Regions from separate parts of the Homo sapiens genome. Here region 2 is linked to region 1. Evidence: chromatin loops called from intact Hi-C (ENCODE). Cell type or tissue: GM12878. All regions are shown on one strand. Region 1 overlaps XYLT1 (xylosyltransferase 1). Region 2 has its middle 390 kb from the start of XYLT1.

Region 1 (2,500 bases):
CAGCTGCCCAATGATTTCCTGATTCACCACGGCTTCAAACTTGCGGGCAAAGAAGGTAGGCCGGGCTGTCTGCTGTACTCATGGGATTAAAAATAGAAAAGCCACATCAGCGAGTGCTGGGGGTTGGGGGGAACCTAAGGGCATATCCTGTGGTTAGAAGCAAAGCTCTGCTGGACCCGAATTAGCTCCGATACTTTTTGCACCTCTGTGTTCTCAGTTTCAACATCTGTAAAATGGGTTATAATAAGGGTGTGAGTTAATCTGTGCAGAACATCTAAAGCAATGATAGGCACTTAGTAAGCATCATTTCTTAGTAAGCATCATTTAGATGTCTGTTAAATAAACTAAATAATTTTAGATGGTAATAGCTGGGATGGATCTCAGACATCATTTAGGTACAGGTCACAGGCTAGTAATCTAGGGCAAATAAATACAGCCTGCAGATGTATTTTAGCTAGCCATATTTAAAACATGAAAGAGTTCACGGAAATTCTTTTGGCTTCTCTTTAAACAGCAATAGATCTGGCAACCCCAGGCCCACACTCCACATGGTAACAACTGGTTAAAGCTGAAGGGTGGTGGCTGTTCCTTTAGACAGCACCTAGGTTCTTCTGCTCACTGCAGTCTCCACCATGCCCTATTGCCTCTTTGGTATTTCAGCCAACTTGCAGACTCACAAGGGATCGGAATCTCTGGGACTTTGAAAAATTCAGATTCCAGGCCAGGCACACACCTGTAGTCCCAGCTGCTCAGGAGGCTGAGACAGGAGAATCACTTGAACCTAGGAGGTGGAGGTTGCAGTGAGCCGAGACTGCCGCTGCACTCCAGCCTGGGTGACAGAACAAGACTCTGTCTCAGAGAAAAAGGACCTACTGAGTCAATAGCTCTGGAGTGTAGCTCAAAAAAAAAAAAAAAAAATTCCCAGGTGATTATGATTCAGTGTTTCAGGACCACTGATAGCAACCAAACTCTCAAGGCAACAGGCCCAGAGATGGTAAGGGACTTAGCTGAGAACACACAGCAAGTCACTATCAGAGATGGGACGAAGAGTCAGGGTCCAGGGTTAAAGAAATACTAAGCACCTGTAAGCTACCAGGTGTTATACTTTATATTCAGTAAAAGGCCAGACAGTAAATATTTAAAATAGCTTTGAAACCTTCAGCTTCGCTTTTATAGCATAAAAGCAGCCACAGACAGACAAGAGACTAAATAAATAGGTATGGCTGTGTTCCAACTAAACTTCATTTATAGAAGCAGGCAGTGGGCTGACTTTGGCCCCCAGGGCTAGAGTTTGCTGACCCCTTGTGTAGGGCTGCGGAGACAAATAAAACACAGGTCTCTCCCTTGAGGAGCTTATTATTGTCTAGTGTTATTATTGACCTAAAGTTGGGTCCAGCACTGTTTTCATGGTGGTAGATTAATAGCAGCAACAACTACTGACCACACACAATACGCAGGGCAATGGACTTATGTCATTACCTCTAATTTTCCCTGTAACTTGGCAAGGCAGGTATTATGATTCCCATTTTACAGATGAGAAAACTGAGCTCAGAGAGGCAAAGCGATATGTACAGACTCACACCATTGTAAGATTTGAAGCCCAAATGCATGACTCCAAAATCCAAGCCCTTTCTACTGTATCACTCCAGGACTGAGGCAACTGAGTAAACTGGGAAGCCCCCTGATCGTAAGTACCCTTGGTGTTATTCTAAACATCTCATTGCCAGTCTGCTTCAGGAAACCTCTCTGTGGTGGGGAGCACAGCTTAGCACTGTAGAGAGTTAGACCACCTGAATTCAAATCCTCATTTGGCTACCGTCTAGCTGTGCAGGTCAAGTTACTCAAACTCTCTGGGCCTCAGCATCCTTAAAATGGGTTACTAGCATAGTGTCTAGCACATAGTGTAGGCTGCTCTTTGATTATTATCACCAGCCCCTTGTTACCAGGAACCCATCTAGGGGCAGAACAAACTCCTTTCTCTGCCTGCGATTCCGACCATAGCTGGATCTTCTAACAAACAGGGCACGTTACCATATTATTCTTTCTCTCCAAGTTCTTCGCGCAAGAACTCTGAGTTCCTTACAGGCAGCAGTGTCTTGACTCTAGATCTTGGGGGATATTCTTAATCTCTGCTTGCTGTGAACACATGAGGCACTCCTTGTCAGAGGCTACAATGTCCCCAGGATGCCGGGCTAGGATACAAATGCTTGTGCCTGGGGGAGTGCAGGGCTCTGGGAATCAGCACGTGGAGGTTTTGTGCTCTAAGTGATGAAGATTCTCTGCGATTAGGGCAGTGAGGGACGGGTCCTCTCCAAACATGGGAATTCATTGAATAGGTCAAACAAACATTCCCCTGCAACCCTCTTTCGGCTCAGCATATCCTTTCTGCAGGGAAGATGTGAGTTTAGGCAGCCCCCTGTCTGCCAGCTTAAGGTGGCTGGAGCTGCTGTGTGGGAACCTTAAGGGGAATACGAACGACAGAAAACCTGCAGTGTACTCT
Region 2 (2,500 bases), 59 kb before region 1:
CTTTTTTTTTTTTTTTTTTTTTTTTTTTGAGACGGAGTCTCGCTGTGTCGCCCAGGCTGGAGTGCAGTGGTGCGATCTCAGCTCACTGCAAGCTCTGCCTCCCGGGTTCATGCCATTCTCCTGCCTCAGCCTCCCAAGTAGCTGGGGCTACAGGCCCCCGCCACCATGCCTGGCTAATTTTTTGTATTTTTAGTAGAGATGGGATTTCACCGTGTTAGCCAGCCAGTACAGTCTCGATCTCCTGACTCATGATCCACCCGCCTCGGCCTCCCAAAGTGTTGGGATTACAGGTGTGAGCCACTGCGCCCAGCCTAGAGCAGTAACTATTAAGAAACCTTTAAGCCAGGTGCAGTGGCTCACGCTTGTAATCCCAGCACTTAGGGAGGCCAAAGTGGGTGGATCACTTGAGGTCAGCAGTTCGAGACCAGCCGGGCCAATGTGGTGAAACCCATCTCTACTAAAAATACAAAAATTGGTTGGGTGTTATGGCCCATTCCTGTAGCCCCAGCTACTTGGGAGGCTGAGGCAGAGGAATCTCTTGAACCTGGGAGGTGGAGGTTGCAGTGAGCCGAGATCGCGCCATTGCACTCCAGCCTGGGCAACAGAGTGAGACTCCATCTCAAAAACAAACAAACAAACAAAAACAAAAACCTTTTTTTAACCTGCTATAATGAACAGATCATGATAGAAAAAAAAGCGTTGAAATTGGCACGTCAATGCTGTTGACAATTGAACAACTATAAAGTGCTCTAAAAAAGTTTGTTTAAACAATCTCTTGCAATTTATTTATATATTCCCGAAAGTTGCAGAAAACATTATTTGCCCATTTTTCACAGTCTTGTTTGATATGTGTCCCTAGCATTTAGTGAAACAGCTAGTACAGGTATATGCTCCATAAATATTGACTACATTCACGAATGAATGGAAATTTTTGGAAAGGCAAATCCCAATTCTGGAATAGCTCAGATGGTTCATAGAGTCAGAATCTGTGAGTTTTCCCCGATTTATAGGCAGCTCTGCAGAGGGGTGGGGCAGATCTGGAATAAACAGAAAAGCAGCAGATGAAAAGGCCATTCTTGTTGCAATGACGCATTGGCACCATGCGATTATTTGTTTTCTCTAATACAATGTGAAAAGTGCTAATGGGATTAGCCTTTTGTGATGAATGCTAATATGATATGAAAACAAATGCTAATATGCAATGTGAAATTGCTAACAAAGGAGAAAATTGCTAATAAAATTCAATGGACCTCAATGACAAATGCTTCATACATCTCCCTCATCTGGCCAGGGCTGTCTCATAGCACAGAAATGAAAGTGAACTGGGGAGAAATGCTAGCCTACGCGTTGCTTGGTGAGATGTGGATTTCAGTCACTTCCTCTGAAATGACCTCTGTGTGGGTGGGGACAGGAGAGAAGGTACACGTTGGACACACACAAACATACACACACACACACACGAGCTCCAAGGGCTGAAGGCTCCAGCTAGAAGGTATCCGTACGGAAGCTACAACATGCCCCATTTCTGTTTTTGTATTAGGCCTTTGAACTTTTCCAGAATGCTCTCCTATCTTTTGCACTGATTGGCCTTACTGTAACCTGTGCAATTGGTTGGGCAGACACTTAGATTCTCAATCCCCCAAATGGAAAAGCAGCCACAGAGAGAATGGACTTGCTTATGGCCACTAAAATAGCAGTGCCAGAACTAGATTCCACGTCTTGGGTCCTTCCCTTCCCTGCCCAACTTGCCATTTCATCCTCTCCCTCCGTCTCCTCCCCTCCATTTTCCTTACTCATCTCCTTCCTCTCCATCACTCCCTTTCTTCTCTTTCTCTTCCCTTCCCCCTTTACCTTCTCCACCCCCCATCATCCACCTCTTTCCTCTCCCTCTTCTCTTTTTTCTACTTCTCCTCTGTCTCTTTGCCATATCCTTCTCCATCTTCTCTTTCTCCAAAACTGTTGGTTCTTGTCATTATTGTCCAAGGGTCATTGGTATACCAGCAAAAGCTAGTGATTGTGAAAAAGGACTTTGGTTGGGGAGCAGCCCACTTTGGAGTGAAAGTTAGAGTAAGAACCTGGCTCAGCTACTCACAAATTCTCTGAAGATGCATAACTTCTCTGAGCCTTGGTTTTCCCATCCGCAAAATGGGTTTTTTCAAAGGGTGGGTGTGAATGGTTAATATGACAATGTGAACTAAAATTGTGACTATTCAGAAGTGGTCATGTGTGCGGGAGAATACTGGGAGGGAATATTGAAAAGCTAGAAATAGGTTATTAGGGTGATTTTTTTTTCTTCAACAATGTCCTTTATTAATGTTTCGTGATATTTTTATGATTTTCAACACTTTCAGGCACAATGTCTTCTTTTCCTTTTGATATTTATTAAATGGTTTATTTTAAATTATTGTGGCTGGGCGCGGTGGCTCACACCTGTAAATCCCAGCACTTTAGGAGGCTGAGGCGGGTGGATCATGAGGTCAGGAGTTCAAGACTAGTCTGG

Evidence for each region. Peaks named below come from ENCODE experiments on the same cell type or tissue, not always from the same donor. Only the 100,000 strongest peaks of a DNase experiment are listed, where the experiment ranks them.
Region 2: a loop joins it to region 1, with 4 times the contacts of the local background. A loop is called at or near these places in 4 of 110 quality-filtered maps.

What each region holds. Positions count from the first base shown.
Region 1 is chr16:17,134,664-17,137,163 of GRCh38, forward strand. XYLT1 (xylosyltransferase 1) reads right to left here. Exons shown (of 12, transcript NM_022166.4): 9 at 1-72. The region is part of intron 1 of LOC102723692 (a long non-coding RNA gene); the gene reads left to right. Among named protein-coding and RNA genes, the nearest start is that of XYLT1, 340 kb to the right of the region's middle. RefSeq lists an enhancer at 91-150. In GM12878, a CTCF peak has its summit at 1,299 (motif pointing left); a DNase peak (open chromatin) is centred at 158; H3K27ac peaks cover 460 bases.
Region 2 is chr16:17,075,165-17,077,664 of GRCh38, forward strand. No RefSeq gene overlaps it. Among named protein-coding and RNA genes, the nearest start is that of XYLT1, 390 kb to the right of the region's middle. In GM12878, a CTCF peak has its summit at 1,287; a DNase peak (open chromatin) is centred at 1,339.